2 separate regions of the Mus musculus genome follow, and region 2 is linked to region 1. A link is a loop called in an ENCODE intact Hi-C map of the cell type or tissue named here. Cell type or tissue: left cerebral cortex. All regions are shown on one strand. Links, peaks and the distances in the headings refer to the core of each region. The heading gives the core; the rest is flanking DNA. Region 1 overlaps Fcgr4 (Fc receptor, IgG, low affinity IV). Region 2 overlaps Fcrlb (Fc receptor-like B).

The links. A loop is a pair of places that touch in the nucleus more often than their neighbours do. Peaks named below come from ENCODE experiments on the same cell type or tissue, not always from the same donor. Only the 100,000 strongest peaks of a DNase experiment are listed, where the experiment ranks them.
Region 2: a loop joins it to region 1, with 4 times the contacts of the local background. A loop is called at or near these places in 2 of 42 quality-filtered maps.

The regions. Positions count from the first base shown.
Region 1 is chr1:171,028,265-171,042,546 of GRCm38, reverse strand. Fcgr4 (Fc receptor, IgG, low affinity IV) reads right to left here. Exons shown (of 5, transcript NM_144559.2): 5 at 12,786-13,410. The coding sequence ends at 13,232. It overlaps Gm35090 (a long non-coding RNA gene), which reads left to right and starts at 8,529. Exons shown (of 3, transcript XR_373703.2): 1 at 8,529-8,815; 2 at 8,916-9,023; 3 at 9,208-9,317. n-TNgtt6 (a tRNA gene) reads left to right here and starts at 8,532; the gene lies at 8,532-8,605. It overlaps n-TDgtc4 (a tRNA gene), which reads left to right and starts at 5,447; the gene lies at 5,447-5,518. It also overlaps n-TGtcc2 and n-TLcag3. In left cerebral cortex, for the core only: a CTCF peak has its summit at 12,862; no DNase peak of the experiment used is centred there.
Region 2 is chr1:170,892,212-170,907,879 of GRCm38, reverse strand. It overlaps Fcrlb (Fc receptor-like B), which reads left to right. Exons shown (of 6, transcript NM_001029984.2): 5 at 1-29; 6 at 177-607. The coding sequence ends at 607. Among named protein-coding and RNA genes, the nearest start is that of Fcrlb, 13 kb to the left of the region's middle. In left cerebral cortex, for the core only: CTCF peaks have their summits at 6,110 (motif pointing left) and 6,903 (motif pointing left); DNase peaks (open chromatin) are centred at 5,594, 6,097, 6,516 and 6,915.

The sequences.
Region 1 (14,282 bases), core at 11,783-14,282:
GGGATATGGTTCTCATATGTGATCCTATGGTTAAAAATATATATTGGAAGTTTAGTTTGTTGGCATTGATTGCTCTAATAAGTAGTTTATATTATTGCCTTGTTTGCTTGTTTGTTTTGATGGTTTTGAGATGGCGGGTGGGGGGGGGGTTGTCTTACTATGTTGCCCTGGCTGGTCTAGAACTCACGACGTAGACCAGGTTGGTCTCCATAGATCCTCCTGTCTTTGTCTCCTGAATCTTTGCATGGCTTTAGGAACTGACCTGACAGGAGGCAACAAGGAAATGAAGAAAAGACAAATACACACAGGCACATGGACACCCAGAAAGGCTGTTGTCAGGTGGACTAAACTCTTTGATGGAGAAACCACATCACCAGGCAGTTCAGTGTGTTTATTAATATATACCTGAACAGTGTGAGTAGGGTTATTGCATACAGCTGAACAAGAAGGCAGGTTTAGCGAATCTCGGTAGGAGCAGTCTCTGTAGGGGACAGCCTTCAGGCCATAAACATGCAGGCAGAGAGAGCTGTGGCGTCCATTCTCTTCACACAGTATCACTATCCACACTCAGACCTGAGGAAGGCTTTTCCATCCCTGATCTCTACTCTTCCATGGCTTCTGACATGGCTGTGTCCATGTCAACAGCCCACATTCCTTCATGGCTCCCTCCATGCCCCCCCCCCCCCATTCTTAGTCTGATTATTTTAACCACAACTACGTTTTCCCAGTTCTTCCAAACAGTGAGGACAAATTAAATCATCATAGATGCCCATTACTACGAAATCAAATACTGCTGTCGGTACTTCCTTGCCCAAGTCCCAATTCCTACTCATTGGCAGTTACTTCCAAGTCTTCTTTTCTTTTCAGTAATTTTAGATTAATAGGGGATTTGCAAAGATAATATGGAAAATTACTGCTTGTCTGCCAGCCAGCTTCCCCAGTGTTAAGATGGTACACACGATAACTTACCAAACTTCAGAAAATGTCATTGGATAACTGCTACTAATTAAGCTGTTGACTTTATTCAGGTTTGACATCCTTCCCACTGATGCACCCTTTTTCTGTTACAGAAGTCAATGCTGGATTCCATATTACACTGACATATAATGCGTCCCAAATTCCATATACTCTGTGGCAGTTTCAGTCTTTTTTTTTTTTTTTGTGATCTTAACATTTTAAAAGACAGATTACGTATTTTATAAATAGCCTTTTAATTTTGATTCGTCTGATTTTTTAAAAAGAGTTACTTGTATTTATGTGCTTTTGCGAGCATCAGCCTGAGGAGGCTAGAAGAGGATACTCTTGGAGCCACAGAGCTGCTGGTGAGCTGTCTGATGTGGGTACCGAACAGCGACCAAGAGTACTCTGAACTGCTTAGCCATGTCTGTAGCTCTCATTTGTCTGGTTTAAAACAACATTTTTATTAAGTTTGCTCTGTTATAGGACTGTTATAGTCAACACTCAGAAGCAGAGGAGAGGGTTCCTGTGGTTTTTGAGGCCAGCCTAGTCTACCTAGCAAGTTCTAGGCCAGCTGGAGCTACAGAGTGAGATTCTTTTGTTGTTGTTGTTGTTTTCAAGACAGGGTTTCTCTGTATAGCCCTGGCTGTCCTGGAACTCACTCTGTAGACCAGGCCGGCCTCGAATTCAGAAATCCGCCTGCCTCTGCCTCCCAAGTGCTGGGATTAAAGGTGTGCCCCAATGTCCGGCATTGAGATTCATTTTAAAATAAATAAATAGATAAATGAATGAATTCTTGGACAACTTCACATACATACAGAATGTATTTTGATTATTGCCTCCCACACCATCTCTTATTTTTTTAAGACATCTTTTATCTATCTTCTGAGAATTATATACATGCACAGCCTGTACCTTATTCTATTCCCTCCAAAGGCTCCCCTCCTGCTACCTTTAACAGCCCCCGACACACATCCTCCTCCAGTCTTCATGCTCCCTTCTCCCTGAGTCCACTTAGTACAGTCTGCTGGAATGTCGACTGATCGTGCTGGACTGATCTTGCTCAGGCAACCTTTTGAGGTCATGTCCAACGTCATGTTCAGAAGACAGAGTTTTGCAGCACTCCTCCTTCCTATTCTGTTCCCTATTCTCCAGCCCTTACATTCTGTCCTCTCCCTCCTCCTCAGTGTTCCCTGAATCTTGGGAGGCTGATAAAAATGTTCTGTTTAGGGCTGAACATTCAACAGTCGCATATTTTCAGCATTTTGATCATTTTTGGAGTTTCTGCACTAACTCTTGTTGCCCATTGCTAAAAGAAGCATCTCTGGCCAACGCCGATAGCTCTCAACTGTAAACACAAATATTTAGAAGGCAGTTTGATACATCCACTTAGTAAACAACAGTCGCAGTCCCCCCTAAGGCCTGTCTCCCCTACGTCCATGGGCTTTAACCAGTTTTACAGTACCAATAATGAATTTCCTGTAGAGCAGATCTCACAACTAATCTAAAACTGGCTGGTCGCCCACACTTTTGGTCATGCTGTCGTGATTGTACAATGCACACCCCCGCTTTCTTTCTTTTTTTTTTTTAAACAAAACCTATTTTAAGTGTATAGGCATGTGCATCTGTGTGTCCCTGTGGTCTTAATAACACCTCCTAGCAATATGAAAGCTAGGCAGCAAGGAGTCAATTTCTGGTCACTTCAAAATTGATTTTTTTTTTTTTTAAATTTCCCGAAGCTATAGCATATTGTGTCTTCAGCAATGGAGTCTTACCATATAGCATGGTGGGCAACCAAGATGGGTGGCAATAGCTTCTGGGGCCTCTCTGACTAATAACTCATACAGAGAGAGTCAACCCTGGCATTGAGGCTTTCATTTAATAACACATGTCTTCTCAAACCGTCACATTATAGAACTGGGTGCATCTATCAGAGGTGATGCTACTTTTAATGCTTGCCTCACGTTCCTTTTAAGAATTTTCTGACACGTCTAACATCTTTTTCCTTACATGTCTCTCCTAAGAATGCACCTTGTATTTCTTTAGTTTGAATGCAGTAACTATGTATTCTTTTTTCTTAAGTTATGGTGCCTGACATATTTTAAATGCTTAGATGACACAGAGTGAAAGGTGGCCTCTTGAAAAGACAAAGAAAGAGCACTTCTACATCAGCAGCATCCTGTGAAGAGGATAGGCTAGCTATTCCGAAACTTTAATACACATTCCACTTACCTGGGAATCCTGTAATAGGCGCGTCAGCAGGCGGGAGACACAACTCGAATTCTGAACATCTAATGAGTAGGCTGTCTCACTCTGTTACTTCTTATATCCATTTTACTAGGAAGAAAATAAGCCTCAGAAAGAGCAAATGCTTTTTCAAGAGTCAGAGTCTAGTTGGTCAATGATGGGGAATAGAGCTGTGTCTGACAAACTTTAATTAACCGATCTAAAGCTTCCCAGCCTCACAGTTATGGTCAACTTAACAGCTTTCACTCTTGTCAAAAAGACAATTTCCCCCTCCACCAAGCTTCTCTTAAACTAGAAAGTGTTTCCTTTATGATCTTCTAGAAAGAGGGTGTCATGAAGAGTTTAGGGTGTTTTTTTTTTGTTGTTGTTGTTGTTTTGGCTCGGCTATATGAAATAGCACATTCCCATAAATAGCAAATTACTTAATTAGAATTGGTGGTGGGGTTAGGCAAGGCGATAGAGAGAGAACCTCATGCTTACAAATGTTTGCTAGCATTGGTTCAGCAACGAAAGAGTTGAGATAATTGTAGTAAATTAAGGGATCTTAGGATGGGAATTATTTTATTTATTTTTTTAATTTTCTTTTTTACCAAAAGATACCAATATGAATTATTCAATTATGATGGGAAAAAAAGGAAAAAGTATTTGTCAGAAGTGGGATTCGAACCCACGCCTCCAGGGGAGACTGCGACCTGAACGCAGCGCCTTAGACCGCTCGGCCATCCTGACACATGGTAGTGTGGCTTTCATACATTTTTATAAGGGCTTTAATACCCTTAAATGGCGATGACGCCGCCATCTGTGATTTCTCCAGATAAAAAGAAACACGAACTCTCCGGGAACGTTTTTGCAAAGCAAAACAAGTGAAAGTAGCGGACAGATCTTTCTTATCTCTTACTTCCGCATCTCTTTAAACCTTCCATCATCCATCTCTTCTGGGACCTTTCGGTTTTCTTTTTATCAGAGGGGCCGAGTCAGGCCGCAGATGATCTCTTAGCGACCAGTTCTCCTCCCCACCGGTCGTTCTAAGTCGCTTATGGAACCGGTGCCGGGTGGACTTTGGGAGCTGCCTGGAGGCGCTGAGCGTTTGCGGAGCCTGGAACCGAGAACGTCAGGCGGTGAACAGGGCGAGAAGCGGAGGAAATATTTCCTTCTGGGTTGACGCCGAATTTTCTCACGGAATCCATTTTTAAATTTGCGGAAAACAGATACAAACATGCTCAGTAAATTTCTTCCTTCTATTAAAGAGACGAAACGAAAGCGGTCGCCGTGCTGCGTTGGTGGTATAGTGGTGAGCATAGCTGCCTTCCAAGCAGTTGACCCGGGTTCGATTCCCGGCCAACGCAAAGTTAAAATTTTTTTTATGCTTTCTAATGAAATCAACCCTAAATTTTCCCGTATTAGGTTCTAAAGGTATTTTCATTTCATCTCTTCTGTTTTGGGTTCTTCTGGAATCCAGGATGTTCTGTCAGAATCTCAACCTTGCACAAACAAGGCTCCGTAACTGAGACGCTCAAATTGTAGCCGTCAGTTACTAAACGTTTGAAACTGACCAGTACGTGTAAAAATCGCATTTTAAAATTTTATTTTAATTGAATTAATTAAAAATAAATAATTAATGGAGCCATTAATGAAAAAATTAAATAAAAATGTAAATGGCTACCCATTTCAGCTACTGAAGAACTTAAAGTAGGAAACAGTCATACGTGTATTTTTGATTTATATATTTTTAATGAACTCTATATAGATACTACTTGTTCTTCCTATTAAAATTTGAGTGTAAAATACATTGCCGACTTTGAAGACCAAGAAAAATAATCTAGTTAATAATTTTTTATATTAATTGCATGTTGAAATAATATTTTGGATGTATTAAATTAAATAGGAGTTATTAAACTTATCACGTCTCTCTTTGTTATTGACTAAATTTGTCCTTCGATAATTTCTCACGTGTATATAAAGGACTTGTTTACGTTCACCTGGAGCCCTCTTGCATTTCCTTCCCACTCCTGTGATTCCTCCTTCCAATCTCTTTTTCACTTTCGTGTTTTCTTGGTTTGCTTTGTGACCGGCGGATTTTAACTGGCAACCTGTTCCTTTCTGCTGTTTAAACTGGCTGTTGGAAATTAGCAGATAGATACATTTTTTTTCATGAAAGCAAAATTTTGATAACATCCAAGGACCATGAATAGCTTACAAATATCTTTCTTGAGCAGCTACTTTAGGGAGCCCATCATGGTTGTCCTCGTTAGTATAGTGGTGAGTATCCCCGCCTGTCACGCGGGAGACCGGGGTTCGATTCCCCGACGGGGAGACTAGTGAGTTTTTAATCCATTTTTTATTTTCTATATTTATATCTTTGATTGATCTTCCAATAAAAGAAGGATAATCACTTTTAAAAATAAAGCTCCGAGTTTATATTTCAAGAACCTCTCTCTAACCAAATTAGTGAAAAAGGTGCAGCAGCTATTCAGTATGCGCAGGTTCTTAACCCTACCTGTATCGAGGCTATGGCACTCTCACGCTTTTTAAAACACTGGGCATCACGACGATTCCCATCTTTGCCGCACCATAGGAAAGTGGCTGGACCAAGTTTTCAAGTCTGAATTCTTTTTCACTGCCACACTGCAATTGTGTAGATTTGGGAAACAGCCATCCCTTCTGGCGATGACAGAGAATAACAAAAATGTCCTATCTGAACCTAGCATGGAAAGAGCACTGGTCTGAAGGTCAGGACAGACCCTTTGCAGCACTAAAGTCCGGAGAAGCCAGTTCGGCGCAAGGAAGGATGTGCACTATATAGTCAAAGAATTTGAATCTCAACTCTTTGACCTCAAATTGTTCAATATTCTAAAACTCCAATTTCAGCATTTGTTTTAATCACTTCATTGTGTTAAGCTATATAACGACACCATAATTATCTTAACAAAATTATTCTGACCATTTATTTATTTCCAGTGGATTTTCCCTGTTTTCTATGGTACAGCTCTCTCCTGTCTGTCTCTGTCTGGCCCCCGCCTCTGTGTTGAGACATTATTTTTGAATGGTTCTTTTGAGTGTAAATGACTATATGTGTAAAAGAACCCCACACATAGTATATATTCATTTTGGAGAAAAAAAAAGATATTTGTTTTCCTACACTATGTATTCCTTTCAGAAAAAAATAGAGAATGAATAAATAAATAAAAGGCACCCCACCCTCATCATGAAGGAAACACCTGTTCTCATTTTGCTCAATATTTCTCTGGCATTTATTCTTCCAGTCCAGGGTCTCTTGCATGCTAGGTGAATGCCCTGTTTTGAGCCGCATCTCCAGTTCTCTCGGGTGTTTTGTGTGTGTGTCTGGGGGCGGGGGGGGGAAATGAGTGGAGCACATTTTGAATATAAAGTTGGGATAAAACTGTGCATGTTGCTTGCTATTGATAAGGCTGCGTCTTAGAGCTGCCTCTGCTTCATAGTGAAGTTGAGAGATTACAGAGACTCTGGCTTCCTCCCTCTGCTCACGCACACGTGGCCTCCCCCACTAGAAACACCTGGCACCTGACTGCCGTATTTGTTACAGCGGTGAACTATACTGACGGCATAAGCACCCACAGAACTGCTCGTTCGGTGTTGTACATTTCACGAGTTCCGATGTTAAAACCAAACCAAACCAAACCAACCAAACAAAAACACCTACATGCCTTTTTACTTAGAATTGTTCTATTTCCACAGTTATTGAATGTTAGCTTAAAACATTCCTTCAATCATTTATTTCATTATATGGCTACATTATAGTTTCTTGACTAAGTCTCTCAGTTTCGAACATTTACATTGCTTCCAGTGTTTTTCTGTCCTCTCTGGTGAGAACACTTGTTAATCTCTGCTCATTGCTTAGTCTTTCCTGGATAACGTTCTCTGGCTGTCCTAAAATACTCCTTAGCACAAGCGCAATTCAGATTCATTCTCTCTCTCTCCCCCCCCCCGCCCCCCCCCAAGTTGACTTTCCCTCCTATGACTCTCCTTTCTGGGACTTACTCCTTCAACTTTCAGCCTTTAGAATATTGTATGAAGACTTAGTATCTGTATTTGCTCTACTATATAAAAACCATTTAGAAAGACACCTAATTAATTAGGTGGTACTTAAGTCCTGGTGTACGCTGTGATTCCTGCTATGCTGGCTTTCTTCGGCAGTTTCTTTCTTTGTTGTTTTTGTTCTTTTTAACTGCTTCTTTTCTTTTCCTTTCTTCTCCCTCCTCCTTCTCTTCGATGGCTGTCACACGCAGCCTGGCAGTGGGCAGGCAGGTGCAGCACTGGAGCAATAGCTGAGAGCTTAGATCCAGATTCACAGACATAACCAGAAGAGAGCTAACTGGGAATGGCCTTTTGAAACGACCTGCAAATGACACTCCTCCCTCAACAAGGCTACATCTTCTAATCTTTTCCCAAACATTTCCACCACAATGAGCCTATGGGGCCATTCTCATTCAAACCACCACAAAATCCAAAAAGAAAAAAGAAAAAGAAAAGGTCATGTAGCAAATTATATGTGTGTGTTATATAACAAGTATATAATGCAAAAATACAAAATGTATGCATATGTAATTTCTGCATGTAAGTATCTTTGTTTGTATGAAACCTTTGAAAATGTTGACCTGTGCTTAATCTGTGTTCTTGGAAGAGGCGGCAGAAACAGACTCAAGGAGGTACTAGTGTGTGGAGGCTCCCGAAAGCTCCCGAGACCTGGGCAATACAGAAAATGGCTCATTAGACCGCAGTCCTGATGAGGACCCTTGAACGGAAGGTAGTAGACTAAGGGGAAATGTGCCTTTTGCTATTTGTTTGCAGATGTGTCATCGTTAAGTTACAAGAATTTTAAAATCCCCTGTTTTGCCTGGGTAACCAGTAGACTTCAAGACAGCTGGCATGACTAGTTTTGTTGTAAGAACCCTTAGTACTTTTGTCAGACACGCCTGGAAACGTGGTTGTTACGTTAAAAATAATGAGCTCATGGCTCAGTACTTACGCACGCACATTTGCCTACGTAAATTAACTAGGCCTGCCTGCAACGTTTCTAAACAAATCCAACTTAATTCCCAAACTCTCAGAAATCATTAGTTTTGTATTTCCCAAAGACTATTGGTTCGTTCATCCTCTTATCTCAGATTAAGCGGGTAGAACCTGGACTTGTTCCTTATCAATGTAGGAGATGGTGCCCTTTTTGTTGTTGTTGTTGTTATATTTGCGGTTAGGTTAATTTCTTTGTCAATTCCAACCACAATTCTTGGCAGATAGGCGACCAACATATTCTTTAGTAGGTGACTTGACAGCGTCCTTAAGCATCACCGGTCTCTGTGGCGCAATCGGTTAGCGCGTTCGGCTGTTAACCGAAAGGTTGGTGGTTCGAGCCCACCCAGGGACGGTGGGAATGTTTTGTACCTCGCTATCTCCCCTCCGCTGGCATAGACATAGAAAGCTGATACTCCGTAGGAGTTTGGACGTTCAGCGATACTGATCCGAAGATAACTACTTTTCTTTGTCCCCAGTCACCTTTGCCTGGCTTTCCTTCTTATTTCAGGACTCCTGAATCCGTCCCTGACTGCCGATTCTTGGAGCGTCCATATTGGACCAGGTGCCTCCACTTGCCGCACCTTACTTTCTTCTTAATCTCATCATCACCTACTGGTACCGGAAGAGGTTCCCTTTCTCAGGTCTTTAATTCTCTGCTCCAGAAGCTGCCCCAGAGTCCATCCGTAAACTCCGAACCTGATCAGCGTCTACTCCTTCAATACCTGGTGCTATCTGATCCGTCTTTTTAGCTTGGACAGCGATGTCTTTTTGTAAGTGGCCCCGAGACGGTCCCTTCTCCCTCACTGGCCCTTTTAGACCCAATAGGTCGAACGGCACCTCCTAAACTCACGGTTTGTCTTTTGAATCTTTGTCCTGGACTTGCAGCTCCTTTCTCTTTCTTGCCTAGTAAACTCCCGCTTTCACGCCCTCTCCCGAAATGAACCTCCTCTGCAGGCTTCCAGCCTCCGCTACCTGCCTGTTTTGCCCACGAGAATGAAAGGATGAGAACAACTTGGGATGCGACGGAGTTGTTCACGTGACTTTCTCAGCACCTACTGGCACATTGTAGGTGAGAAAAACAATCACAGAAGACATTTTACTACCCTGGTGTTGTGTTTTATAAAGAGTTAGGAGGGAAGGAATACGTTCGGCGGAGGTGCAGTTAGGTGTCGGGGAAGGGGGTGCCTCCGCGGGCCCATGCCGAGGCATCCCTTCCCCTTGAGGGACCAGCCACACGAAGGTATAGTATAGAATAGAGTTTATTCAGGGCGTAGGGAGGGAAGTTGAGAGGGTAGTAGAGGCAAGAGGAAGGCAGAGAGAAGGAGATAGCAGAGACGTAGAGGCCGGCCCTGAGCACGTGGAGAGAGAATGGGGGAGGGGAATGGAGAGAGGGGGGAGCGGGATGAGAGGATAGAGGAAAAGCAAGAAGGCAAGAGAGACCGGAGGGGGGTGAGCAGCCTCTTTTATAGTGAGTCAGGCATACCTGGGCTGTTGCCAGGTAACTGTGGGGCGGAGCCTAGACAAAATGCTAACACCCGGGACCCCAACTTGGTCTTGGGTTATGTATGCACACACTCTTGCTATAATGCACTAGATGGTCCGGTTCTTACATGTTAGTACTCTGGCACACTTACCTATCTCCAAACAACACTCAGAGAGTAAGCTCAGAACTCTCCCACCCCCAACCCACACTGGGCTCTAATACTCAGTCTGTGAATAATAACGTAAGTCTCCCTAGCCCTGGCAACAATCAATTTTAAATAGTTTCTAATATTCGTGTGTATTTTCAGTGTATCTGGGTATGAAGAGCAGAAGAGTGTACGCAGCTTGAATAGGTTTGGGATATATGCCAATGCCCTTAATAACCTTTTACAGACACTCTGATATTTACCATCTTATGCCTAGGCACAATAGGGAGTACATATGACAAAAATCAGATGCATTATGGGAAGGGACATAGAAACAGAAAAGCTGATTTTTATAGTCCCAGTCCCTCTTCTAATTCTTAATACGATGACTTTGGTCACCAAGTGTCTTCACTCTCTGGCCATTCCTTTCTGTGAACTTGTCGTGGACTCTTAACACATTTTTTTCCCCAATTCAGATGCAGAGCTAGCTATATTTCTTCACTTAGCTTGACACAAGTCATTTGCTATCTTTTCAAACCTCCCCCCCTACCCCCTACCCCAGTGGCCCAGAACTGACCAATGTCCTAGGCAGACACATTAAGATATTTCAATATTACATGATTTCAGACCATCCCAGCTCCGACGGAGCCTTCCCTGAACAACTCAAGCTGATGTCACAGATGCAGCTTCCTATTCATTCCCTTACTTGTAGCTTCTGGTCTAGGAAGATAGTCTTATCTCTGGTCTAAGATGGTGATGCCTCCCTGGTCTGCCCTAGACTCCTCCGTTCTTTCTTTCTCTTTTAGATTTATTGTATTTTATGTATATGAGTATTTTGCCTGTATGTGTATTGTTAGTGCCTAGGTAACTGTTACCTATCTAAGCTTGCCATTTTGTACTGTTGCTTCTCCTGTTACTAGGAAACTTTCTAATGCCAAGTTGATCACATATTTTGCCATGTTCTGTGCCCCTGGAAACCAATCAGGAGAGAAGACGGTAGAACTGCTTTGTATAGTTACCCACAATAAGCTTGAACCTGAACCTGAACCAACCACCCAGCAGCACTTCCTACACCTGTGTATGAGCTTTTATGCTATTAGCCTTTATAAGCTGACCCTGGATGGACCCCAACATAAGAGACACCTGCATCAACATAGGAAACTATTTGGAGTATGGTCTAGTAAAGTTTAAATTCCCAAGACCTCCCTGAAAACTGATATCCCACTTGGCAGAATGAGACATGTATGTGGGTAACTGGCATCCTCGTTGGCAAGTTACAAGTCCTATCCTGGTAAAGAAGTTAAGACATGAATGTTAGACAAAGCAAGTCCCCTGCCACAGCTGAATACCAACCAACGGGAGCAGGATAAGTGTACAACACAGACATGTCCCTAAGGAAGTACGATATCCCTAAATCCTAATAGGTGAAGTAACTTGGCACACAGATGTTTGTAGATTTGGGGCTTAAAAAAATCATGTAAGATCTTAACTAGGGGTCATGGTTCAGTTCCTGAATCAAGACTATGGCCCTGGTCAGCCAGTCTTGAGGCTTATGCTCAATAAGCTACCCTTGTCTGACTGAGATCGGTGTTTGTGTGGCTTGAGAGGCGATTCCTGGACCTCAGCAATATGCATACTACATTTGTGCTTGGAGCCTGGTGCCAATGGAGGTCAGAAGTGGGTACCAGATCCCTTAGAACTGGGGTTATAGATGGTTGTAAACTACTATGTGGGGTCTGGGGATTGAAACCAGAGCCTTCCCAAGAACAGCCAATGCTCTTTGATGGGTCATTTCTCTAGCTTCCTCCCTTACTCTTTGCAATAAAACAAATATTTGACATGGAGCTGGAGAGATTACTCAGTCATTAAGAGCATCTCTTGCAGAGTCATTAGGTTGGGTTCCCAGCATCCACATGGTGGCTACCAACCATCAGTAACACCAGTTCAAGGGCATCTGACTCTCTCTTCTGACCTCTGAAAACACCAGGGCCAAGTGTGATGTGTATGCATACATGAAGGCTAAAAACACTCATACACATAAAAATAAATAAATCTAAAAAAAAGTTATGGTTTCTTACATGTATACAGTATAGTTTGGTCATTCTCTGTAGGAGAAGAGGCAGGCATGACTGACAGACCACTTGGCATACTGTGCCTTTACATTAGAAGCATGGTACACCATGCCCCAGAAGTCAGAACACTGAATTGTGGGTAGCATGAGTAGCCAGTAGCTGGCCTTCAGTGGAGTTTGCACTCTCTAGGGCTTCTTTAATGTACATCTTCTGCATAGAGATCCTGGCAGTAAGCACCCTCACTGTCCAATCCGACGTAAGGTGCTAACCAATCATGCCCAATAGGCTTCCACTATACAAGTGGTTGCTCACGTGCAAAAAAAAGCAGATGCTGTTCTCTGAGACCGGCTTCAAAGTGGATTATCTCTGCACCCTCTACCTACCCGTTGGCACCCTACTCATTGGCATTGCTGTCTTGTCAGGGGATGCCCTGGTAATGACAGCAACCTTCACCCTCCGTTACCCTCTTTTATGGCCTCCCACTCCCACAGAGACCCCTCTTCTTCTGAACAAGTCCCTCTCCTGCTCTCTTTAGAGTCTTGTTTGTTTCCCACTGAGTTTAGTTGAGGTTACTTGCGTGCAAACAGGTGGTGGGTTATGACCACTTACCAGAGCTACAAGTGAAGAAAGGGACTTCCCTCCCCCAGATATTATCAACCGGCTCTGCTCAGGGAGGGGTGCTACCTCCCCTTCCCCAGCTCTTAACTGTTTACTTCATGAGTTCAGCTGCACTGCCTAGGTCCGCAGGACTTCCCACACTCTGGAGGAAATCTGGGGGTTCCCAGAAGGCAACCAGACCCGAGGAAGACACAGAAAAGCTGCTGCACTGGCTCAAGCAGCCATTCCCTTTTCGACAGAAGTTTATTTAGGAGCAATGGCTAAGCACGGAAAGGATCGCCATCGCCACCCAGAGTCCAGGCTGCTGCTTTGCTCTAATGGAATGTTTGGGGCAGAGAAAGTGTAAAATTCTGAAGAATCGCTTCTTGGGAGGGTAGCTGCGTGCGCATTGCTGTATCACTGTTGGTCCTTGAAGACCTCAGGCTTTCCCTTTCCCCTGAGATAGTCCATTGGAGAGAGACAAACAAACAAATGAACATACAACACCAAAAAACAAAACAAAACAAACAAACAAACAAACAAAAAACAGTTGGGGAAGGGGCCTTTGTATTATTTCTGCTGCTCAAAGCATGGTGACCAATGCAGCTGGTGAGGTTGCAAGCTCCCAGGGAGGCTCATGGGTTCTACACCATTGCTCTTATCATCGCATGCGATAAGAGCTCACTTGTCCTGAGGTTCCTTGCTCCATTGAATCTTGGGTTCCTCATAGTCAGCCACAGGACTTTGAAGACCCCTCCGCACAGAGAAATACAGCACTGTGTCTATTGCAAACAAGAGTCCTATCAGCAGGCAGAATGTGATTTGATGCCACGGTGGAAACATGGATGGAGACCCTGGATCTAGGAAGAGAATTGAGAGACAAGAAAGATGGCTGTCATTAAGGCAGGGGTTTGGAGGAAACAGAGAGATCAACACCATCAGATTGCCTCTGACACCCGCTGGGAACCAGGTCCAGGGAATAGAAGGGAGAGCCTGGGAGAATTCTTTGCTCCTCCTCTCACCGATTTCCCACCTCAGTGCAACCTGAGAGGAGCTCAGAAGCTCAGATGCTTAGTCACAACTCCTGCTTGTTTGATGGTGATGCCACAGAGAGGGACTGGCAAGGTATGTTGTCTACAGGAGTCATATGACAGCTGTGCGGTTCTCTCTCTCTCTCTCTCTCTCTCTCTCTCTCTCTCTCTCTCTCTCTCTTTTTAAAAACAGGGTCTCATTATGTAGCTCTGGCTGGTCTGGAACTCACTGTGTAAAGCAGATTGTCTTCCAACTCAAAGATCCACTGCCTCTGCCTCCTGACTGCTACTATTAAAGATGTGGACTATCGCTGGGCGTGGTGGCGCACGCCTTTGATCCCAGCACTTGGGAGGCAGAGGCAGGTGGATTTCTGAGTTCGAGGCCAGCCTGGTCTACAAAATGAGTTCCAGGACAGCCAGGGCTATACACAGAAACCCTGTCTCGAAAAACCAAAAAAAAAAAAAAAAAAAAAAAAAAAAAAGATGTGGACTATCTCAGGGAAAAGGGAAAGCCTGGGGTTTTCAGGACCAACAGTGAAGCAGCAGGGAGCACACAGCTGTCCTCCCAAGAAACAACGTTTCAGTCCAGCTCAATATAGATATTTTTAATTTAACCATTTTTGTTTTGATTTTATGTGTATGGGCATTTTGCCCACATTATATTGGTGCACTAGCTTCATGCCTGGTGCCCACAGAGGCCA
Region 2 (15,668 bases), core at 4,895-7,394, 130 kb after region 1:
CAGCCCGTGGCTGCAGCTCCCTGGGCGGGGTGAGTGGCAGCTCAGCATCACGCCTGCCTCCTGCATCCCGTGGGTCATCCCGCAGTCTTCCTACCTTCCCATCTCCGCCCTCCAGCCCCTGATAGCTCCGGCCCCGCGTGGAGCAGTCACGGGTGACCAGGCGTGTTGCGTTGCAGGCCCTGTCCTGGATCTGGCGTCCACCACCGCGCCAGTCGCACAGGCTGCAGCCTTGGGGCCGGGGGACAAGCCGCTTTCCTTCCGGAAGACCCCAGTGTCCAGATCCGTTCAGTCAGTCACTTCCATCCCGAACAGCACCTTTGCAGGGCTGCAGTTCCCCGCGGGCCATGTTGCCACCGCCGGGCCACACGCCTGCGCGCCCCTGCCAGCGTCCGCGGAGCAGTCGCGCGAAGCTCTTCAGCCCAAGGTGGACCTCCTGCTTCGCGAGATGCAGCTGCTCAAAGGCCTTCTGAGCCGCGTGGTCCTGGGATTAAAGGACCCACAGGCCCTCCATGAGCTTACAGAGACCCCCGAGACACCCAATTCTCACGTTACTGTGAACCCCGCAACCCCAGAGACCACTGTCATGGAGGGCCGAGTGGACAGCTAGGCTAGTGTCTTCTCTCCGGGATCTCTATCTAGCTTGTGTGCAAATTGGAGCCATGGCTGTTAGTGTCCCCTCCTGTTGCTGTGGTTTTGGTTGTTGGTTTTTAAAGTCCCGTGGTGCTGTGGATTTCCACTTTACTAGATAGCTTGTAGGCGAGTTTGACCTTGCAAAATGGTTTATAAATGCGAGCATCCTCTGTGGTATGTTCCTTCTATAATCCAGAAGTAGACAGCTGTTGTTTACTAGTCCAGTGTGGGTGACTTTTTTTTTTTTTTTTGTAATTGAATCCATTAAGGTTAATGAGCACTTTAAAACAATTTAGGGTCAGGTTGTAATTATTCACAATAAATTTACTCTTTTTTTTTGTTTTGTTGGGGGGGGTTCGAGACAGGTTTCTCTGTATAGCCCTGCCTGACTGTCCTGGAACTCATTGTAGACCAGGCTGGCCTCGAACTAAGAAATCCACCTGCCTCTGCCTCCCAAGTGCTGGGATTAAAGGCGTGTGCCACCACGCCCGGCTTATGAATTTACTCTTATATTAAAACAACTTTCAAAATCCTATTAACTAATGAGTTTATATCTTCAAAATCCCGAGTATGATTTCAATTGTAGTAAAGATTTTAGTGTGGGCTTCTCCCTTCTGGCTTTAAGGGTCAGATCCAGTGCTAGACTCTCCCCAAAGGTACCCTTTGTCCCCATGTGACCCGACAGAGCCACTCCGGAGCAGCTGAGCAGCTGCCATGCTAACCTTAGTGGAACTAACTTTACTCTATGTCGGGATCATATCCTCCTCACTTAAGCTTCACAGTAAAGGCTGAGAACTGGTAGCAACTCTACCCTTCCATCCTTCAACCTGCTTCAGTAGCACGTGAGGTCCCATTTCCCTCTGAGCAATTAACCACAACTGACATGTCTTTACATTGTGTGTGTGTGTGTGTGTGTGTGAGATCAAGCGTACCCACTTCCCTTGTGGAAGTCAGAGGACACTTGGCTAATTCTGAGGACGGATGTTCAGATCACAGGATTAGTTACCTGATCTACGGTGTCCTTGAGGTTCCAATTCCCAGCTCTCTAATGCAGGCTCTTCCAGGGCAGCCTTTCCAGTGTCCAGGCTCTTTTTGCCTTCTGACTTTGTTCTCCTAAGTTGTTTGCTATTCTTGATCTAGACAGGAAGCAGCTACCATCAGTGCCAAGAAGCTTAATAATCAAAATACCCATCATTCAATAACAATAATAATAATAATAATGACAATGATGATGTTGATAACAACTATATATAATTTTTAATGTTCTGGGCATGGAGGTGCATACCTTAAATCCCAGGGAGGCAGAAGCAGTCAGATCTCAGTGAGTTCAAACCCAGCCTAGTGTACATAGTGAGACCTTGTCTCAAAACAAACAAAACAAAGGAGGGAAGGAGGGAAGGAGGGAAGGAAGGAAGGAAGGGAGAGAGGGAGGGAGGGAGGGAGGGAGAGAGGGAGGGGGAGGGAGGGAAGGAAGGAAGGGAGGGAGAGAGAGAAAAAAAAAGAAGAGAAAGAAGAAAAAAACACCACCACAACAAATTAAATGAGTTGACCAGAGGCCAGCGTGCCAGCCTTTCCCTCAGTATACTTTGTTGGCAACCTCAACCTTCACTTTCCCATCTTACCATCTGCCTCCATTTAGCATTAGTGATGGAGGCAGATAGTAAAGAGGAAAATTTAATCATAGCCCAATTTACTCTGTGTAGAAGAGGAAAACTATATGCTGTGTCCTTTTCCCAAAGTCTCATATGGGAGGGAAGGACAAAGATCGCTCCCTCTGGGGTCTGTGAGGCTTTCTCAGAAATGCCTGCACCAGGGAAATCTAACTTCTGTTTCCGTTCTAGCACACATTCCAGGAACAGGCCAGCTACCCCAGAGCATCCTGGAACCTATTCCCCAAACTCTGAGATGACAGATGGCTGCTGATTCCTGGAGAGGAAGCTGCTTTTTCTCTGGTCCTCTGATCACTTCTGCATCTTAAATTCAGGCCTCAGACTCTAAACCTGGCACTTTCCATATCAGATGGCAGTAGGCATGGGTCCCAAATGTATCCAATGAGATGGCACAGAGGTCTCTGTCACAGCATCTCAGCCTTACTTTGGGCTCTGTCCTTGCTCAGTGCTTCCCACCTTTGTGGAGATCCGTTATTTCACACCATACTCTGTATTACATCTTTGTTGTTGTTGTGAGAATTTAAACAAAATTCTCCAGGTTAGAGTCCGAGCACGAAGCATTAACCTACCCTCAGCCATGCTGACCTCTGCTCTTCTCCCAGCACACTGCGTCTTCCATGTTCCTGGGCCTTTGAGCAGACTCTTGCCTTCTCCTCCATGGGAGCGCTGTGTAGGCCTGAGCTTCTGAGTTCTCTGGTTACAAAATGAGGGCAATGGCAGTAACCTTAACTGGGGTAGACAAATAAATGGATTCTTTAATTATTAGAGGTGTTCAGCTAGCGGATGCCTCAGTTCTTAGGAACCCAAGACAGGAAGGTATTCCAGAAATCTCTAGAGACAACTCTGTCAGTCCCTATAAGTGAACTGTTAGACTGTTTCTAAACTTTTGCTATTTTATTTATTTATTTTCTGAGACAGGTTTTCTCTGTGTTGCCCTGGCTGTCCTGGAACTCACTTTGTAGACCAGGCTGGTCTCGAACTCAGAAATCCACTTGCCTCTGCCTCCCAGATACTGGGATTAAAGGTGTGCACCACCACACCCAGCTAAACTTTTGCTATTTTAAATTGTCCTGCAGTGAATGTCTTAATGGTTCTGGGACACACACATGCACACGCACTTGAGTGTGCATACACACACTTTGTTGTTGTTGTTTGGTTTACGATAGTATTTCTCTTTGGAACCCAATGGGCCTGGTACTCAGTATGATGCCCAGGGTTCCCTCCAGCTCCCTGGTCCTCTTGTCTCTGCCTCCGCCTCCTCAGTGCTGGGATTCATACACCACTAAACCTGCGTATTACCTCTGTCGGTTCTTATCATGAGGAATTTACCTACAGGCCTTTTGTGTTTCTGGAATTTGAAACAAGCTTGGGAGAGAGATGACCCAAAAAGAGAAAATCGGCTAAGACAACAAAATAGTCAGTTAAGATAATGACTGGTTCTCTCTCCTTCAGAAGGACTCAGAGGAACAGGGGAACCACAAGGACAGTTCCCAAGAAAAGCCCCCAGATAGAACAGCACTTAGGCTCATGGCTGGGTTTCCTCAAAGAAAGGTTTTCTTCTCTCTCTCTCTCTCTCTCTCTCTCTCTCTCTCTCTCTCTCTCTCTCTCTCTCTCTCTCTCTCTCTCTCTCTTTTTTCAAACTGTTTGCCAGGAGTTGCAACTTAGAATCTCTTCTCCATCCAGTCTTTCCTGAATACCCCAGTTAGTCTGTGTTTGATTGAGAACATGACACCCACAGCTGGCAACAGTTCTTCAGGTGAGGTGAGTCTCAGGCAAACAGAGCACAAGAACAAAAGTTTATTCTTAGTTTTTACAATTAAGCAAACCCCACTTGTGACAGGATGTAAACACTGAGATTGCACCGGAGCTGGGTCATCATTTGCGGAATCTACAACGGACACGGTTGAAGTCACAAGGATACAGAGGGGATATGGAAGGAGGGAAGATGTGTGAAGAGATTTTTGTTTTGTTTTGGCCACAACTCTTCCTCACGCCAAGGAAGTATAGGAAATCAGCTGTTTCCCCCTCAAAGCCTAATGAAAAAAGAAACCATGGAGTCAGCAGACAGGTCTGAAATGTGAAGTTGGGAGTTGCAACAGGAAGTGAACCTGATTTAGGCTTAAGGAAGCTAAAGTAATTGACTATCAGATCGAAAGGCCTCTCTGGGAATCAGCCACACCACAGAATGTTGAAGCTGGGTGGTCTTTCCTCCCCAGCTCCATGCTCCCAGACTCAAAATATATTTACAAATGCCTTGGCCATATAGCTAGGTTCTTCTCTGACTAGACCATAACTTAACTAACCTACATTCTGTCATGTGCCTGTGCTCAGGTACAGTGTGTCTGTCTTGTCACATCTTCCCAGGAGAATCTCTCTCACCCAGCACTCTCCCAGATCCTTTCTGCCTACTGGATGCCCCACCTCCTATTTCCTGTTTAGGCCATCAAATTAATTATTGACAGATGCCAAATCCATACAGACACATGATATTTTCTCTACAGCATCCTGGAACTCTGTGATGAATGCAGAGAGAAAATGTGTCTCGATTCTTTTGCAATAAGTCTCCCGGGCAGGCAGAAAAGACACCAAAACTTGGGCTTAACATCTTGATTCTTAGAGGCTGGGGGAAGATGTGCAAATGAACATCTGGAAGACAGATGCATACTCCTTAGGTCCATAAGAATGTTTACCAGAAGTAAAAATTGCCAGAATGTCCGTAAAAGTGTCCCTAGGAATTGTTGTAAATCTCCAACCCCAACAAGTCCATGCAAAGAACACACAACTCAGTTATAATATTTATAAACTGCATGCCTAGATTGGGCAGATCTACCACTACCCCACTCTATTCCCCAGCTATGAGATCTCTTGCTACTTTTGGCTCCTCCAGACCATGAGGTTCTGCTCCATCTTCCTTCCACCTCCTCTTCCTCTCTCTCTTCCTCTCTAAAACCTCCAGCCCCACCTTTCCCTTCCACTGCCCAATCACGGGCTCTAGTCTTTATTTGACCAGTTAAAATGGAACCACCTGAGTACGAAATCCACTCATTCTTGGGGCAGTCCCTCTTGAAGAAGCAGAATTAGCATCAAAATACAAACAAGACCAGGGCAACCAACAAGGAACGGCTGGCGTTTGCTATGTGCCAGGCTCAGAGAGCAGAGAGTCATCTGTCCAAACAGAATCATAGAATCCTGCTATCTACCCATTCTGTCCTTTACCTCCATCCCGCCTCCTTAGGCCGAGGTGAGAAGCAAAGGAGATAGAAATAGATGCAGACAGGAGGAGGAAAGATGGAAATGTGTGTGGGTGAGGTGGAGAGACACAGCCTTCACATTTGCTGGAGACAGCTCCTTCCCTGGATCAGAGGACAAAGGCTTACCTGTGAAAAAGATTAGATATCTCTTACCACCTAGGACTGGGATTCTAATTTATGTACTGAAACTGTGACTGTGGCCTAAGCTCATTACAGGACTGGCCCATTGGTCTTTGCATACTTTTCACACGTGTCACTCTGGGCTCTTTTATAAAGAGAGGTTGTGATTCCGTGGGTCTGGGTAGAGGCTGAGACTCTGTATGTCCGAGAAGCTCTGACGATGCCAGTGATGCTGAGTCTTGGGCCGTGCTTTGAGGAAGGCAATGTGACATGGCAACTGGGCCAGCAAGCTGAACTCTCACACTTTGAACTTCAAACACCAAAAAGAAAGAGTAAAATAGAGATGGTGGGAATCTTTACGGAGCTCAAAACCTGCCTCCCGTGAGGCCCTTTCTCCAACAAGGATCAACTCGGTAACAGCGCCACCTGCTGGGTATGTGGGGGATATTCTCATTCAACCATTTGCACAAGGTCCTACAATTAGATACAGAGCCAAAGCTATCCTAAGTCACATGGCAAGAACTTATCTCAAACTAGCAAGTCTCTTCTTTCCAAATAAAAGACATTTGAGTGGGACTCTGTTTCACAAGAAATTTATTGGTTAATTACCATTGAGCCACATCTTGCCTTTTTTTTTTTTTTTTTTTTTTTTTTTTTTTTCCGAGTCAGGGTTTCTCTGTATACCCCTGGCTGGACGTCCTGGAACTCACTTTGTAGACGAGGCTGGTCTCTAACTCAGAAATCCGCCTGCCTCTGCCTCCCGAGTGCTGGAATCAAAGGCGTGCGCCACCACGCCCCACATCTTGCCTTTTAGATACAATTGCTTAGTGAACTACCAACCTGCTTCCATAGGTCTATTTTGTAGCACATAATTCTCTTTCGTCGTTGTGCACAGAACTGTTGAAAAGCACAGGGAGGGGCTGGAGAGATGGCTCAGCGTTAAGAGCACTGAGTCTTCCACAAGACCCCCCCACATGGCACCCACATAGCAGCCCACACCAGTCTGTAACTCCAGTTTCAGGGCTTCTCATACCTGCACACAGACATAAATGCATACAAAAACAGATGGACATATAATAATAATTTTGTATATGTGGAGGTACCCAGTGTGTAAACATTCTTCTACTCTGCCAAGAGAAACTTAAAAAAAAAAATAAAAATAATATTAATAAAACCTAACGAAACCCCAAACCAGGAAGTCAAGGCAAAATTAATCTTAGCAAGCTGATGCTGCCACCTAGTGGACACTGTTCTTTTTGTTCTTGTTACTATAATATTTTATATACTTTATTTATATACTTTAGTCAACTAGTGTCTTAGTCAGGGTTTCTATTCCTGCACAAACATCATGACCAAGAAGCAAGTTGGGGAGGAAAGGGTTTATTCGGCTTACACTTCCATACTGCTGTTCATTACCAAGGAAGTCAGGCCTGGAACTCAAGCAGGTCAGGAAGCAGGAGCTGGTGCAGAGGCCATGGAGGGATGTTCTTTACTGGCTTGCTTCCCCTGGCTTGCTCAGCCTGCTCTCTTATAGAACCAAGACTACCAGCCCAGAGCTGGTCCCACCCACAAGGGGCCTTTCCACCTTGATCACTAATTGAGAAAATGCCTTACAGTTGGATCTCATGGAGGCATTTCCTCAACTGAAGCTCCTTTGTCTGTGATAACTCCATCTGTGTCAAATTGACACAAAACTAGTCTGTTCAACTAGACTACAAAATAATGGCTTGTTTGTTTGAGACATGGTTTCTCTATGTAACAGCCCTGGCTGTCCTGGAACTCACTTTGTAGATCAGGCTGACCTCAAACTCTCAGAGATCTACCTGCTTCTGCCTTTAGAGTGCTGGGACTAAAGTCATGTGCCACCATGCCTGGACCAAATAATCGATTTTATTATAATATTTTCATACATGTTTATCATTGCACTTTGCTTATATTCCTAGACCACTATTCTCCCTTGACATCTTTCCCCTCCCTGTGACTCTCTCTAAACAGTCCCTCTTCTGCTTCCATAATGGATGTGTGCATACATATATGTAACTATACACACAAATGCACATATATGCACACATATATGTATGCACATATGTATACTTTTTTCACTTCTGAGACAAAATATCTGACAGAAGTAACTTAAGAGAGGAAGAGTTTTCATTTCCTGAGACAGGGTCTCACTATGTAATCCTGGATGGTATAGGACTTGCTCTATAGCCCAGGCTGGCTTCAGATTTACACAGATGTATTTGTCTTTGTTTCCAAAGCCATTACAGGCATGCACCACCACAGCCCACAGGACCAAGGGTGTTGTCACTCAGGGTTCCTGAGAATATAGTCTGCTGTGCCTGTGCTGGGTGGCAGGAGCCAGGGAGGCAGCACTGAGTGTCCTATCCTCACTTTGCAATTGGACCAGGAAGCAGAACTCAGGCCAGAACCAGAGATGGGTATAACCTTCAAGACCTACCCTCCACTGATCCACTGCCACCTCCACGTCCTAAAGACTGTAACTGCAGCCGGGCGTGGTGGTGCACACCTTTAATCCCAGCACTCGGGAGACAGAGGCAGGCGGATTTCTGAGTTCGAGGCCAGCCTGGTCTACAAAGTGATTTCCAGGACAGCCAAGGCTACACAGAGAAACCCTGTCTCGAAAACAAAAACAAAAACAAAAAAAAGACCGTAACTGCATGTATGAGTGAATACACATCCCCCTGCATGTGAGAGAAAACATGGAACATTTCTCTCTTCTCACTGCCTTCTCTTGTTCCCCCCCATCTCCCTTTGGCCCTTTCAACCCCACCCATAGACCTCTCTGTGCTCTCATGTCATATATATGTGTGTATACATATGTGTGTATATATGTGTATATATGCATATATGTATATGTGTTTATTACACATATACATATATGCATATATTTGCATCTAAATTCTGTATATGAGGAAAATATGTGATCTCTGTCTTTCAGCGACAAGCTTCTTTTCTTAACACAATGATCTCAACTTCTATTCACTTTCCTGAGAGTGACATGCGTACAACTCCAGTGTGTCCTTACCTCACCTTTGTTCGTCACCTACTGACGGTGTGTATGCTGGCTCTCTGTCCTGGCTACTGTGGATGTGCAATGCACTCAGAGGACAAAGAAGAACACATTTGGTGCCAGGCTTGACGTTCTCTTAGCAGTTTGTGAAGAATGACATATAAAAGGGTTTGGAACCACAGAGAGGATGGACCCATAGTTGACAGACTTTCTGGGTTTTATCATTTAAAATCCTCAGAGACCGGTGGTATGGGCACAGATAGTCTTGGCTTCCTTGTTTGGTTGGGTTTTGTCGGTTTACTTTTGATAAGGACACTGAAGAACACAAGGCTTATCTGATTTCGCTTTAATCATTCAAGCAATAGATGGCAATAGATGACAGAGTCAAACTGAAGGACGCATGGCGGGGGGGGGGGTGGAAGGAACATGGCCAGTCCCCTGTGTTCTGTCTGCCTGGGAAAAGACTAGGAGAGAGTGGCCGTGTAAACCGCATTCAGCAAAACAAGACACGGAACAGAAAACATCTGCAGTGTCCCCAGTCCCGATCATCTCATGCTGTTTACCAGTCTCTTCTGGAGCTAAAACAGGAAGCGAGAGAGAGAATGACCTAAGGCTCGCTAACCCGCTTCTGCCCCGATACTTCTCAGAAGGACAGCAACACCCTGTGCTAAGTTTGCAAATGCTGGGTAGTGGTGGACAGAGATGGACGATCTGTTCAAACGTCCAAGTTGTTTCTATACAATGGGGTGCTCAACTCTGGTCAGTCACTTCTGGCCCTGGGGTTCTGTGGAGCTCAAATGTTTCCTAAAATATTGACAATGAATAGACTTCAAGGGTGGGAGATTGACATGCATTTCTGAAAAACAAAACAAAACAAAACCTCCAAAGAAATTGTTTCAGAGACATGTCTTGCTATGTGTAATAGTGAAGTCTGACCTTGAGCTTCCAGTTCAGCTTCCTAATGCTGGGATTGCAGGGGCCTGATACCATCCGAGTTTGAGTTAATAGGTGGACTTCGGGTGTGGCTGCAGCAGGATAGATGGAGATCTATTTATTCCTAATTCTCGTGGCCACTGAATATTTGGATTGCTTGGCCATTGTGATTCTTCTTATTCAACAGCTTCATTACCAAGTCCTTTCTCCCAGTGACTCCTGGTCTGGAGACCCTGCTGTCTGGTGTAGCTTGGCATTTCTTTCTCTCACTAACAAGACACGTATGGGTGAGGTAAATCTTATTACAGCCCTGTGATGGAGGTAGATAGCAGGGCAGACAGCCCAAGACCCAGACTGAGGTTTCCACCAGCTTCAAACCACACTCTTTCCAGGCAATGCTGAATCTGAGCCCACCAGTTCCGGCCACCGCCTGTCTTCCCACAAACACAGGCAAAATAACAGAAGCATCGAACCGTCATCCATTTATGGTTTGGTTCAACATTCTTATTTGGGATCTTTAGAGTATATTTCATGTGTATCTTTATGACTGTCTTAGGTCTTCCTTTTTTTTAAAAAAAAAGATTCATTTTTACTTATGTGTATGTGCCTATGTTAGTGTATGCTACACATATGTAGGTGCCTGCAGAAGTTAGAAGAGGGAGTCAGATGCCGTGAAGTTGGAGGACAGGCAGTTACCGGCCACCCAATGTGGTTGCTGTAAACTGAACTCCAGTCCTATGGAAAAGCAGTAAACACTGAGAACTCCTGAGCCATCATCTCTCCAGCCCCTGTCTGTCCTAGATCAGAAGCCCCACTAAGGACATGGCAGGCAGACATGGTGGCTTATACCTGGATTCCCAGCGCTTGGGAAGTCACAAGTTTGAGGCCAGCAGAGGCTACATAATGAGTTCTGAGGTTAGAGAAGAAGCTATGTTAAAAAAAAAAAAAACAAACCACAAAACAAACAAAAAGGGAAAAAGAAAAAGAAAACAGAAAGAACAGAACAAAATAGCAGAACTTGACATTTACTGGTACCGAACTCGATACCAGTACACCATTGGCAATTTGCTGAAAATAGAAAGAGGAACTTCACTTTGGTCTGTGATGGAGAGGTGAAGGGACAAAAGAGGGGAAATTTCTTTGCTAATTGCTCGGCAGAGAGGTGCATTTTCAACAAGTTAGTACTTACTGTTAAAGATGAAAATGAAGCAACCAAAATGTGAGAGTGTTGGGTGATGCGTGTCCTTATATGATTAGCCACATTGGATAAAATGGTGCTTTCGAAATATTCAAGCCACCTCACACTGAATGACTTGATCTCTTAGCAAAACTGCTGTTTAGTGCTTATCAAACAGCCAGGTGTCATGTTTCCATCCCTGTGACCCTAGCACTGAGGAGACTGAGGCAGTAGGACTTGGAGATCAGTTGGATCACAGTTTAACACAGCCTGTTAGTTCCCAGACAGCTAGGGTCAGCTCTGTCTCAAAAGAAATGAAGGAAAGGAGACAGAGAGGAGAGGAAGGAAGAGAGAAGCATTATCAAGATTGATAGTGTAACAATGATGCAATAAACAGATAAACAGTGTGTGTGTGTGTGTTTGTGTGTGTGTGTGTGTGTGTGTGTGTGTGTGTGTAGTTCTAAGAAGAGTGTCTTCCCCTGCCCTTAGCTGGCAGAAAGTGAGATCCCACCCAAAAACCAGCATTTCTTTCCTTGAGCTCAGAAAGTTGTTAATTCCGTTCTTTCTTTTTCCTTTCCTTTCTTTTTCTTTCTTTTTCTGGAGGGGGTGGGGATTATTTAGCAGTTTTTTTTCTTTTTTGGTTTCCTAAGACAGAGTTTCTCTGTGTAGCCTTGGCTGTCCTGGGACTCACTTCATAGACCAGGCTGGCTTTGAACTCAAGAGATCCTCCTGCCTCTGCCTCCTGAATGCTTGAGGTAACAGCCATGCCACCGCCACTACCTGGCATTATCTAGCATTTTAATGAAAGAATATTGGACAAGAGTAATTGTTAAAGTTCGATAAAAGAGAAGCTGTGGTTCAGCTCTGCACCATTCCATGTGCATACCATTGCTTAACAGGTTATGAATACCCATCATATACTGACACTTATTAGGACGTTATTTTCAAATACATCTTTTAATTACCTATTTATGGTATGGAATAAGATTGATTTATTCTTATATTTTATTATTTAAAATCATTTTTAAAATTAAATTATTTTGATCAGACTCTTCCCCTCCCCTAAATCCTTCTAGCTCCCCTCTCTCTCCCTACCTACCCAACCTTAAGTTCTTAAAAACAACAACAAAGCTGGGCGTGGTGGCGCACGCCTTTACTCCCAGCACTCGGGAGGCAGAGGCAGGCGGATTTCTGAGTTCGAGTTCCAAGACAGCCAGGGCTCTACAGAGAAACTCTGTCTCGAAAAAACAAAAACAAAAACAACAACAACAACAAAAACCCAATACAACAACCCCCCAGAAACCAAGAAAACAAAATTAGCACACACATCCAAAAGCAAAACAAAAGTCTTTGGCTAAATAAAAACATACACACACAAAAAAAAACCTGGACTCCATTGTTTGTTGGTCAACATGAGACCAGTCCTGGAGTGACTGATATATCCAGTGTCACTCCACTGTTGTTAACCTTTAACTAGCAGGTAGGTTTTCATTCATTTAAAAATGTATAACAAAATTAAATATAGTAAGATTAAAAAAATAGCTATCACATCTAAGTTGAAGGAAAGTGATATCTTGCATAAAGGTGAATGGCGCCATCTAGTGTCTAAAAGTACAAAGAGAGATGCTATTAAAATCAGCTCCAAGAAGTCAATGCCAGGCTCCGGGAGTATTCAACCTAAATATGTATATTAGCTCCATTCTTGAAGGACCTTATGTTAGACCTCACAGGCAGTCCACATATTCAGGAATGAGCTCAAACTAGATCTAGCCAGATTTTTGGTGGTTAGAAAAAAGCCAGCATTTCTCAGGAACTGTCAAACTGGTTCCCTTATGCCAGAGGAGCCATTTCCCTTACCTCAGTCAGAAGGAACTGCGGCTCCACTGACCTACACATGTGGCTGCACTCAGGATCGCTCAGTCTCTACCCACAAGTACTCACTATACATTTCAAGGTCCAGCTAGCATCCCGGCCCTTCTCAGATTTCTGCTCTTTTTGTACCCCCTGTCCCCAGCTATTCTCTAATTCTACCTCCCCCCTCCTCCAACACCTACTGCCCCCATCTCTCAACTATTCTGTCTCCTGCTATTTTCTCTTCTCTTCCAGTTGCTGAATGAATATTTTGTATTTTTTCTTTCTTATGCATAACACACCCTTCCCCTTTACCATACGATGGGGCAGCCATTCCACCAGTGTCTTTCCTGCGCCCCCTCACTTACACCTTACACTTGTTCTAAGGAGTTGTGGAAAGTCTGCTTTCAGCTGGGTGTGGCACTACACATCTGCAACCCTAGCTTGTGGAGGCAGAAGGATCAGAAGTTCAAGGTCATTGACGTCAACATATCTAGTTGGAGGCCGGAGAACAGACTCATGAAACTATGTCTCAAACAAATGAGAGGGGAGAGGAGAGAAACTCTGTAATCAGGTCTGAACAAACTAGAAAATACTAAACATGCTCTACCACTACTAAAAGGACGACTACTTTTAAAAACAGTGAGTTTTAAAACCCACACAAGGGCTGGAAAGATGGCTCAGTGTTGATTAGTTGTTGGTCTTCTAGAGCACTCAAATTTGGTTCCTAGCACCCACATTAGGCAGCTCACATGGCCCACAACTCCAGCCGTAGGGAAACTTACTCCCTCTTCTTGGAGAGCATACACACACACACACACACACACACACACACACACACACACACACACACACACACATACAGACATACACATGCACACATAAATAAATATTTGTTAAACCCATATAATAGAAAATGTTCTCTTTTGATGACTTTAAAGTGTAAGGTTCAGATTTTTAGAGCATTTCATTTTGTGAATCTGAAACTCTATACCATTCAGATAACAATTCCCAATTTCCTCCTAGCCTCGACCCTCGTGCTCTCTTTTACCCAGATTGGCTCAAACTCACTGTGATCCTGCTGCCTCAGCTTCCTGAGTGCAAGGATTGCAGGCATGCACCATTAGGATTGGCTTGGTCCAATTATTTTCAACAAAGTAATTATTTTAATGCTCACCGAACTATGTCAGAATTTCCTCTTTTCTATATCAGAATAATTGTGTGCATGTGAACATCTGTCTGTCTATCCTCTGTCTATCTATCTATCTATCTATCTATCTATCTATCTATCTATCTATCTATCTATCTATCTACCTGCCTGTTGAATTACCTGTTAATTTGCTAGTGGCCATTGCCTCTACTTTTTAGCAATGATGAATGATTTAAATACTATGAGTATTAAAGTATTTCTTTGAGGCTCTACCTTCAATTCTGCGTTGGATTCTAATTTCATTTTTAATTTTGTTCCATTTTCCACAGAGGCTCATCATTTTACGTTGCCTGCAACAATGCAGAACAGTTCAGTTTCTTCATGCCCTCATCATTTATTGTCTCTTATCGTAGCTGATCTCATATATGGGATCTTATCTTGTCACAGTTGGAGGTTTTCCTAGTGATTAGCAACGCTGAGTATCTTTCACGGCCTTTACTGCCTTCAGTGTATTTTCTTTGGAGAAATATCCTTCAAACCTTGAACTTCTGATCCTTCTGCCTCCACGTGCCAGGATTGCAGATGTGGTGCCACACCCAGCTGAAAGCAGACTTTCTTTCCTCAACTCCTTAAATAACTTAAGGTGTTTGTGAGGGGGCACAGTAAAGACACTGGTAACATGACTGCCCGGTCATATGGTGAAGGAAAACGCCGTGTTGTGGATAAGAGTGAGAAAATACCCAGAGGCAACTCACTTCTCCTCACTCATTTCTCCACTGTGGACTGCAGGGATACCGCATACAACCTGATAGGAACCGGTTATCAGATACATGCTTTGGAGTAGTTTTTCAGTTTCACACACCTTACTTTCATGCTTGTTCCCTTTAATGTGAACTTTTACTTTGAAATGGAGTTTGAATTGTGTAGCTTGGTTTTCCTGTCCACATATATAAGAGACTTTTATTTTTGAGGCCTCTCTATGTTGTTCTTTTGGAATAGAGGTCTATCATGGCGGTACCAAATCTGCTACTTCTAACCCAGTTACAGATTCAGTACTCTAGCTTGCCTTTCCCTGTGGATGAAATGCATTAGAGAGTTTGTTGTAGAATTAGCTCCTATTTCCTGACAGCATCCAATCAAAAACAGAGGCTGTTTCCTTAAGTCCTCTTCAAAGTTCCCAGGCCTGTTTTCACATCTTTTACTGTGATGCCCTGAAATTCTTCAGAGATCATAATCGGATAATTTTAGGTAGAAGACAAGCCCATACAAATGCATGTAAGTAATATCTTTAAAAGATACAGAACAATAAACAGTAAGAGTAGAATTTAGGTGCTCTGACCCCTCTGGGGGATGAGAGTAATTGTTATGTATCAGTAACCCACCAGAGAGGACCACTCAGGCACATTTTATATTCAACTGAAAGCCTTTATTCCAGCCCCTGGTACCACACCCAGACATCCAGGGACCTAACTGTGGCCCCAGGAGTTTAGAACTCCTGTTTTGTTTTTTTGGTTTTTTTTAAAGAAACCAGGTCCTGGGCTCTTGCTCAGCAGCTGCAGGGGGCGGGATGGGGGCTGCTTCCCAGAAGTAAACAGCTTAAAGCAAGCAGCTTCAACAAAGGCTAAGATAAGTCAGCTAGGACATCTTGACCTTTGGTCCTAGAGTAGAGTTGGGTAATTTTCCATCATGTTGATGGGATTCTCCACCAAGGAGATCAGATTCTAGTTAAACTTGAATACAATACAATACAATACAATACAATACAATACAATACAATACAATACAATACAACTTAACTTGGCAGGAACAAAATGGAGGAGAAACCCTGTCTTGCCCTGTCACAGTGACAAGG